2 separate regions of the Homo sapiens genome follow, and region 1 is linked to region 2. Evidence: chromatin loops called from intact Hi-C (ENCODE). Cell type or tissue: mammary epithelial cell. All regions are shown on one strand.

Region 1 (5,000 bases), 240 kb before region 2:
CTGAAAGCGCGCGCCCCTGCTCGGCCCGAGCGCCGCCGCCCGCGCACCCTCGCCCCGGAGGCTGCCAGGAGCCCGGGGCCGCCCCTCCCGCTCCCCTCCTCTCCCCCTCTGGCTCTCTCGCGCTCTCTCGCTCTCAGGGCCCCCCTCGCTCCCCCGGCCGCAGTCCGTGCGCGAGGGCGCCGGCGAGCCGTCTCGGAAGCAGCATGCAGGCGCGCTACTCCGTGTCCGACCCCAACGCCCTGGGAGTGGTGCCCTACCTGAGCGAGCAGAATTACTACCGGGCTGCGGGCAGCTACGGCGGCATGGCCAGCCCCATGGGCGTCTATTCCGGCCACCCGGAGCAGTACAGCGCGGGGATGGGCCGCTCCTACGCGCCCTACCACCACCACCAGCCCGCGGCGCCTAAGGACCTGGTGAAGCCGCCCTACAGCTACATCGCGCTCATCACCATGGCCATCCAGAACGCGCCCGAGAAGAAGATCACCTTGAACGGCATCTACCAGTTCATCATGGACCGCTTCCCCTTCTACCGGGAGAACAAGCAGGGCTGGCAGAACAGCATCCGCCACAACCTCTCGCTCAACGAGTGCTTCGTCAAGGTGCCCCGCGACGACAAGAAGCCCGGCAAGGGCAGTTACTGGACCCTGGACCCGGACTCCTACAACATGTTCGAGAACGGCAGCTTCCTGCGGCGCCGGCGGCGCTTCAAAAAGAAGGACGTGTCCAAGGAGAAGGAGGAGCGGGCCCACCTCAAGGAGCCGCCCCCGGCGGCGTCCAAGGGCGCCCCGGCCACCCCCCACCTAGCGGACGCCCCCAAGGAGGCCGAGAAGAAGGTGGTGATCAAGAGCGAGGCGGCGTCCCCGGCGCTGCCGGTCATCACCAAGGTGGAGACGCTGAGCCCCGAGAGCGCGCTGCAGGGCAGCCCGCGCAGCGCGGCCTCCACGCCCGCCGGCTCCCCCGACGGCTCGCTGCCGGAGCACCACGCCGCGGCGCCCAACGGGCTGCCTGGCTTCAGCGTGGAGAACATCATGACCCTGCGAACGTCGCCGCCGGGCGGAGAGCTGAGCCCGGGGGCCGGACGCGCGGGCCTGGTGGTGCCGCCGCTGGCGCTGCCCTACGCCGCCGCGCCGCCCGCCGCCTACGGCCAGCCGTGCGCTCAGGGCCTGGAGGCCGGGGCCGCCGGGGGCTACCAGTGCAGCATGCGAGCGATGAGCCTGTACACCGGGGCCGAGCGGCCGGCGCACATGTGCGTCCCGCCCGCCCTGGACGAGGCCCTCTCGGACCACCCGAGCGGCCCCACGTCGCCCCTGAGCGCTCTCAACCTCGCCGCCGGCCAGGAGGGCGCGCTCGCCGCCACGGGCCACCACCACCAGCACCACGGCCACCACCACCCGCAGGCGCCGCCGCCCCCGCCGGCTCCCCAGCCCCAGCCGACGCCGCAGCCCGGGGCCGCCGCGGCGCAGGCGGCCTCCTGGTATCTCAACCACAGCGGGGACCTGAACCACCTCCCCGGCCACACGTTCGCGGCCCAGCAGCAAACTTTCCCCAACGTGCGGGAGATGTTCAACTCCCACCGGCTGGGGATTGAGAACTCGACCCTCGGGGAGTCCCAGGTGAGTGGCAATGCCAGCTGCCAGCTGCCCTACAGATCCACGCCGCCTCTCTATCGCCACGCAGCCCCCTACTCCTACGACTGCACGAAATACTGACGTGTCCCGGGACCTCCCCTCCCCGGCCCGCTCCGGCTTCGCTTCCCAGCCCCGACCCAACCAGACAATTAAGGGGCTGCAGAGACGCAAAAAAGAAACAAAACATGTCCACCAACCTTTTCTCAGACCCGGGAGCAGAGAGCGGGCACGCTAGCCCCCAGCCGTCTGTGAAGAGCGCAGGTAACTTTAATTCGCCGCCCCGTTTCTGGGATCCCAGGAAACCCCTCCAAAGGGACGCAGCCCAACAAAATGAGTATTGATCTTAAAATCCCCCTCCCCTACCAGGACGGCTGTGCTGTGCTCGACCTGAGCTTTCAAAAGTTAAGTTATGGACCAAATCCCATAGCGAGCCCCTAGTGACTTTCTGTAGGGGTCCCCATAGGTGTATGGGGGTCTCTATAGATAATATATGTGCTGTGTGTAATTTTAAATTTCTCCAACCGTGCTGTACAAATGTGTGGATTTGTAATCAGGCTATTTTGTTGTTGTTGTTGTTGTTCAGAGCCATTAATATAATATTTAAAGTTGAGTTCACTGGATAAGTTTTTCATCTTGCCCAACCATTTCTAACTGCCAAATTGAATTCAAGAAACCGATGTGGGTTTTGTTTCCTGTACAATTATGAGATATAATTCTTTTTCCCATTGTAGGTCTTTTACAAAACAAGAAAATAATTTATTTTTTTGTTGGTGGATAAAGAAGTCAAGTATCTGATACTTTTTATTTACAAAGTGTGATGGTTTTGTATAGTAGGTTCCACCCTGAGTATTCCTAAAAGAAAAAAAAAAAAAAAGCTTAAAAACTCTAACTTCATCTGTGTTTGTCTTACGTGGTCTTAATCGTTGTACTTACCTTAAAATAAACCCATGTTGTTTTTTCTGCCCAAAGTTTGGACAGTGTGTTTGTGTTGTTGCATTTTTTACAAACGAGGTGTGTTTGCAAACCCACCTGCTTTGATTATTTTTGTTACACAGGTGGGTATATGTGTAGACACATAAAAACGACCAGAGAATAGGAGCACACACCTGCTGTCTTGTTTAGTGACAGAAAAAGGCTTTTGATTAATTTTAAAATCCCACTCTAGGATTTTTTCTTTTCGAGAAACCGCCCAGTTGGAGGGGGCTGCCTGAAGGACCGGACCATGAGTTTGCCGTGATGCATTTTCTTAAATGCACAAAAACATGCTAATTGTCAAAACAAACAGTGCCACTCCATCTCAGTGTCCAGCCGTCCCCAGTTTAGGAGGTGAAGGAAGGGAAGAATAAACATTTCCCGTTTGCTAACTGCAACCCAGGGTGAGTCCTGCTTTCCCCCGATTTTATAAAATTTGAGCCTCTTTGCCTGCTTTAATAGTTTTCCAGAGAATTTGAACTGGGCCAATGAAGGTCTGAAGGGGACGGATTTTCTAGCGTTTGATATCCATCCCCCTTAGCGGCCAGATCAGAGGGGAATTTCAGACTTTATTACTTCTCAATGTCATGTCTAAATCTACACCCTCATCGCAGTGAAAAATTTTAAAACCTCATTACCCTTCAAAAATAATTTATGATATTTTTAGAGTTCTAAATTCAAGTTTTTCAATATGTTAAATAATAGAGATTATTTTTTGTTTTCAATGTTAATATCTCGTCTTTTACATTTTTAATAGTAACATAGTTTTTGTGAAATGTAGCTGACGAAATGGCTTTATTATCTATTTCAATGGCTGAAGTCCACCACTCCCCTGCTGGCCTCTATGTGTGAATTTGGGGACCAAAGCTTCATCAATTCCCACCCCAGCAGGTGAGCTGTACCTTGCTAATGCTGAAGTTCTTTGTGAGCTTAACGTTTCAAGACCAGATGATTTTGCTAAAGGTGATTTTGCTTGATGCAGTGGCGCTGAACGTAACCCGGGTGTTTTTCTTGTTGTTTTCAACATGGCACTTTATCTCCACGCTATGTTGAAATAGAATTAGGGGAAGCTTAAAGCATAATAATTTTCCCCACATGTGCAACACAGACTCTTTCAATCTGTGGCCCCAGAGGTGGCACACAGTTAAGACTTGGCGGCTGTCTCATTCTTTTTCATAATGTGCGGGTTCCCGGGTGTCCGGGTGCTAGACTTTCAGCAGGCCCCAGGCCAGACGGGCTTTGGTTGAGTGAACAGGAGGAGGAAGTTAAGGAGGTAGGGGTGGGGAGAGACCCTCTCCAAGCTGCAGAAGAAGGTGGCCCAAGCTCCTTGCCTGCGTCTGCCGTGATGGTTTCATTTTACTTCTGCTCGCTTCATGCTATTTGCCCCAGGAGAAGAGGAGAGTATTCCAGACGGTAAGCGAGCTGGCTTTTTCCCTTCCCTAGACGTTTTAAAGAAATCTTTCTGAAAGCTTGCCCTCATCGTAAGCTTTGAAACCGTTGGTGTCCTGTTAGTGGCGAGGCCTGAGAGACACACGGAAAATAAAGGAGAGCGACGGTGTGGCTGAGAGCCCCCAGCTCTGCTGTTGAAACTAAGCTGGGCTTTTGCACCTTTAGGAAGCCTTTTTAAAGAAGTCCTGCTGTGTGGGGGCCGGAAGCCCAAGTGAGTGGCCCTTGTGGAGGTTATCGGGAGGGGTTTTTTCCACTCCTTGGGGAACGTGGGCAACGGGGGGATTGTATCTGAAGCTTTATTCAGGTCTTCGGCGGCAGCAGAGTGGAGAACCAGGCCCTTAGTGTGTAGCGGCCTGGGGATTTTGGGACTCATCTGAGGGCCCTGTCACTCAAGGTTTCCTCGTTTCAGTGGGGACAGGGATAGGTGCGGTAAGTGCTAGAAGGCCGGTGGCCCCTTGTGCTGTGAGCTGGCTCAGAGCTCTGTGCAGCCCCTGTCTTCTGCAACCCCTGCGTCCTGCAGTGCCTGTGTGGACCTCAGGCCTGGGGGCTTAATGGCCTCTGGGGCATCTGTTGCTCTCCCAGCAGAGTGGGAAGATTCCACAGCACGTGCTGTGAATAGCCAACGTTCTCACCAACAGTTTTGCATCTTGGCAGCCACCCTGCTCGTCTGCTGCCCAGTGTACAAAAAGTACGTGCCCGGGGCATTGGCTATTCTTGATTCACTCATCTACCACCTTTTCCTGTTGCCTTCTGGTCCTCAGGAGGTTCTGGGCCTTTCAAGGAAAGGTGGAAGGAGGTTGAGGATGGTAGGGTCAGAGTGTCTGCCACAGGCTGCAGGGACTCTGGGCTGGGGCGGCTCTGCAGACCACGCAAATGCAGTTTGCACGAAGTCTGTCTGATAACCCTGTGCCTTCCTGACCCAGTAAGAAGATATCGCAGGGCTAATCACAA
Region 2 (5,000 bases):
GGGAGCGGCAACTCCTCTGCCCACGCCTCTGGAAACCCGATCGCTCCCTGTCTGTTAGGAAGAGGGACTCACTGGCAGGTGATTATTTTTGCTTTCCCACTTCATATCAAACATACCGAAGATTAGTCCCCTCAAAGGCCAGCTGTTGACAAGGAGGCTGGAAGGCAGCGGGAGGACGTTCCCGCTGCTCCTTCTGACCTCATTAGGTCGCTAAGCAGGGAGCCCCCCCACCCCAGACCCTGGAGGCGCACACAGCAGGAGCTGGGGGCCGGGCTCTGTGGAATGTCAGGAAAGCCCCTGAGGCTGATCTCTGGGCTTGATAAACTCAGGTCTCATTTCTTCCAACTCCATGCTCCGGGACACAGCTTCCCTGTTATGGGGCCTCCATAGCACCTGCCCCTCACCCTGGCTTCCTAACACCGCATCCTTGCAATCATTTTATTAATCATCCATTACGATTTGTGTAGCACCCATCTCTCCCGCACGACTGTGAGCCGCCTGGGGAGGAAGGTCCACATCTCTTTGGTCTTCTTAGACCCATTTCAGAGCCTAACATGTGACAGGGGATCAATCCATACTCATGGATTGGCTACTGACATTATCTGCGCAGAATGGAGTGGAAAAATCTGGGTTGATGAGCAAAAGGGTAAACACAAATACGAATCATCGCTGTCTTCCATCTTGAGCTACGAGATTTTTTAAAAACTTAAATGACAGGCATTTGCCAGTAATCTAAAACCACTGGTTCCAATCTGTGTCTACAGATGTCACTAGGGGAAGGGGACAACATTATTTTAAGGAAGTCTGATTTTGTGGGCCAGGTATTATATTTATTTAAAATTTTTATTATAAAAATTTCCAAACACTTAAAAGTAGGCAAATAGTCTAATGAGCTTTCATAAACCTACTAACTACATTCAAGTTTTCAATACTCTGCCATGCTTCCCTGATTTCACATCATTTCTTTCGTAAACAAATAATCATCATTTTTAAAAAACAGACATTTTCTTACCTAATAGCAAAAGCATCCCTAGAGAAAATACGGTCTTGTACATATGAATTGGACTATTATTTTTAACAGTATATGCTGTTCCCATTGCTGGTTTACTAAATTTAATTGAAGAGTGTTATGGAATTCACAGAAGGCGTTTTTGTCAGTGCATTTTCTCAATACACACATATTAAATCAGATCATCAGACCTTAAATCTTCAGGATTGCTATCTTGAAGAGTCCATGACATCTTTTTCTGATGTCATACTTGGAAAGGTTGGAAAACTGATTTAAAACTTCATTTCAGCCACAACTCGATTTCTCCCCCAGCCGATTCTTGATAGAAATTGCAAAGAGAACAAATTGGAGAGGCTGAGGATTCTTCTGCTTTGCCTGGTTTCTGTTGCTACCATCCCATCCAGGTGTTCCCAGGATCAACTGGCATCAGACAAGAGGTGGCTAGAGGGGGCTAGCCCACAGAGCATGGTTGGGGTGGGTGCAGCTTGGAAATGGCTTTAGTTTCTGAGTTGTCTGGAAGGATAGACTTAGAGGTTGAGTCCCTGGGACAGTTTGGGCCCCAGATAACTCAGCTTTCATCCTAATCTGCTATTTGCCAGCCACAGGCCATTGCTGGAATCAGTTAACCCCTCTGAACCTCAGAGTTGCCACCTGCAAAATGGGTATAAGAATCCCAACCTCACTACCTACTCTCCTACTCTCCTTAAAGACCCAGTTAAGACCATTTAGAACAGCGGTCCCCAACATTTCAGGTACCCAGTTTCGTGGAAGACAATTTTCCACAGGCCTGTTGGGAGGGATGGTTTTGGGATGACACTATTCCACCTCAGATCATCAGGCATTCGTTAGATTCTTGTAAGGAGCGTGCAGCCTGGATCCCTCACACGCACAGTTCACGGGACTGTTCCTCTCCTGTGAGAATCTAATGCCGCCACTGACCTGGCAGGAGGGAGAGCTCAGGCGGCCATGCTTGCTCACCCTCCGCTCACCTCCTGCTGCTCCGGTTACTAACAGGCCATGGACTGACACCAGTCTGCAGTCCAGGGGCCTGGGACCCCTGCTGTAGCAAGCCTTTTGCAAGCTGTTAAGTACTGTGCATGTTTTCCTGGGCACACAGGAGTTCTGCCTTTGCAGTGACCTCTGTGCAGGACCCCCATCCTCGGGGATCTTGGAGCTACAGCGAGTCCTGGCGCTCCTGCCACCCACTTGCACTTTGCTGCTCTCGTCAGTATCTTCATGGGAGCTGCCTCCTCACTGGGCCAGAGCACCTGGCTCTAAGGCAGAGGAATCCAATCCACCAGCAGCTTTTCCTAAAAGGCCAAACCACCTCGTGGGCCGATCGTTTTTCTCCGTAACATGGCCAAATGGCCACCAAATGGCCGGCCGGCTGGGGCCAAAAAGCCCCTTCCCAGCACACACCCCAAAGCTCCGCAGCTACAACCCTCACCTGGCAACAGCCTGCGGAAGGAGGTACAGGGCTGATCTGTGTCCTGTGGTCAAATGCATTGGTTCTCAGTCCTGACTTTGCTCTAGAATCCCTGGGGAGTTTCCCAGGCCTCATCCCAGAGAGGCTGGGTTGGAATCTCTGGCATGGGGGTCTGGGCAGTGGTATTTGCTGGAAGCTCCCCAGGGAATTCGGATGTGCAGCTGGGGCTGGGAACAAGCATCTTATCCATCGTTCAGGTCAGCCACAACTTGCTGGTTAAAGTCGGTGAGAAATGAATCAACCAAATTAGTCATTGGACAAACAAAATTTTAAAGAAGTTTATCTGGTGCCACACGGAGATTGAGCCACAGAGGGCAGACAAAACCTCTGTTGGCCTTCTCCCCTCCATGGAAAAGATCCTGGTGGAATAAGTCATGATGACAGCTCAGCCGGTTCTTGTACACGTGCAGCTTTACCTGGGGAAGCTGTTGCTGGCTAAAGACAGGGCAGGCTTTGTCCCTGGTCTATGCTAACTCTCAGGATGTGGACCATTTCTCTGATCATCCTGATGGGATGAACGTCATTCATTCATTCAGTCATGCCCTCAACTGTTTCTTGCATATCAGGAACTGTGCAAAGTCACAAGTATATATAGATTGCTAGGACCTGGTCATCATCTTCAAGTCGGAAATATTATGGGAACACAACAATAATTAGAGCTAGAATGTACTGTGTCTTCTTCTTTCTAAGCATTCTGTGAAGAACTTGCCAGAATTTACTGTGTCTCCTTCTTGCTAAGCATTCTGCGAAGAACTTGCTAGAATTTACTGTGTCTTCTTCTTGCTAAGCATTCTGCTAAGAACTTGACATGTATTCTCTCATTTGATCACTCCAGCAATTCTATTAAGTAGGATCATAGCATTGATTATGGTAATAATTCTTATAACCATTTCATGATTCTATGATCATTTTCTGTAGAAAAATCTGAGGCTCAAACATGTTAAGTAATTTGCACAGGGTCACATAGCAAATAGTGGCAGAGCTGGGATTCCCACCCAGCCCAACTCCAGCTGATGCTCCTCACCCAGCACATCACTGCCTCTCACAGTGGTATGACCCAAACACTGGTCCACTGGCATCAGGAAGCTGGGAATAAAAGAAGAGGCTTTACTCCTGGAAGCAGAAGACTTCCCTCCAAGGCTGCATGCTGCTATCGACTGGTTTTCAAGTTCTGTTTGTGCTGACTCCAGCAGAGATGGGAAGAAATAGTGGTGCACTGGGAAGTGTTTGATAGCCTGGCGCCCTGAAGAAAGCTCTGATTAGTTTAGTTTGCCGTTGTCCATTTGCCATATCATGATCATAGAATGTTTCATTATTCTATGACCATGAAATGGTTCTAATAACTATTATCATAATCAGCTCTATGATCCTACTTAATAGAATTACTGGAGTGACCAAATGTGTGAATACCCCCACCATGGTTGATTTCAAATGGCCAGTGTCACATCACTGAACTCAGAGATGGGGAGAGATGCACACGGTCTGCTCTCACAAGCTGGTGTGAGTAGGCTCCAGCACTCCAGGGCTCTTTCCATTCGCAGGTCTTTTGAGGACCATTAGAGATTATTGGCCCTTTTAAAATTGTGGCTCATCCAACAGTTTATTAGACTGAAATCCCCATAACAAAAGGGGCCGTGTCTATTCTTACCATTGCATCTGTCTACAGCTCCTGGCTTATGCCTGGTAAAAAGTTAGTCCTCAGTCAATATTTGTAGAGTTAATTCACTTCCAAGAGCAAGGGTCTTTTATTAGGGAAGCCCAAGATTTAGACACTTACACTATAATATTATTATCTCAATAGTTGTAGACAAATTAATGATGAAATTAAACAACCATCCATGATAAGAACAAACAAATGAGCAAACATAATATTTTTACAACTAGAAATGAAAGGGACAATTGTAAAACCGATAAAGAGTATCTTCCATAAACATCATATTTAATAGTGAAAATTTAGCAGGATTTCTGTTATATTCAGAAACAAACTCAGGGTGCCAACCATCTGCCGTTGCCCGCTTTTGATGTTTGACTAGCAATCTCCATCAATACACTACTGTGAGAACAAGGAAGAAAGGGGGAAGAACTAGAGAGAGAGAGACAAAGCTGTCATTATCAGTAGACAGCATAATTGTCTGCAATGAAAATCCAAGAGAATCTACAAACTAATAAAACAATAAGTAAATTCTGCAAAGCTTCTGAATCAAAAGTAAACATTAAAAATAAATTCATTTCCATCCACCAGTCATAACCACTTAAGAAGATGTAAGATCCCATTCACAGTACTAACAAAACTAAAGCTTAGTTATGAGTAATTTTCACAAAACTATGAAAGACAATTTTTGAGACAATTGTAAAACTGCATTGAAGGATGTGGAAGACCAAACTAGATGGAGATAGATGGGAAGACTCAATTTCACTGAGATGTCCTTTCTCTCTAAATCAATTTCTAAATTATATGCATTGGCAATAAAAATTCCAGCAAGATTTTTTTAATGGCACTTGACA

The links. Hi-C counts contacts between places; a loop is a spot of excess contacts. Peaks named below come from ENCODE experiments on the same cell type or tissue, not always from the same donor. Only the 100,000 strongest peaks of a DNase experiment are listed, where the experiment ranks them.
Region 1: a loop joins it to region 2, with 9 times the contacts of the local background. A loop is called at or near these places in 2 of 110 quality-filtered maps.

Annotation. Positions count from the first base shown.
Region 1 is chr16:86,567,133-86,572,132 of GRCh38, forward strand. It overlaps FOXC2 (forkhead box C2), which reads left to right. Exons shown (of 1, transcript NM_005251.3): 1 at 1-2,596. The coding sequence starts at 204. The coding sequence ends at 1,709. It overlaps FOXC2-AS1 (FOXC2 antisense RNA 1), which reads right to left and starts at 629. Exons shown (of 2, transcript NR_125795.1): 1 at 485-629. RefSeq lists enhancers at 1-416, 417-1,000, 3,209-3,710. In mammary epithelial cell, no CTCF peak of the experiment used is centred here; a DNase peak (open chromatin) is centred at 269; H3K4me3 peaks cover 3,088 bases; H3K27ac peaks cover 821 bases.
Region 2 is chr16:86,807,024-86,812,023 of GRCh38, forward strand. No RefSeq gene overlaps it. Among named protein-coding and RNA genes, the nearest start is that of LINC02188, 87 kb to the left of the region's middle. In mammary epithelial cell, a CTCF peak has its summit at 2,819; a DNase peak (open chromatin) is centred at 2,818.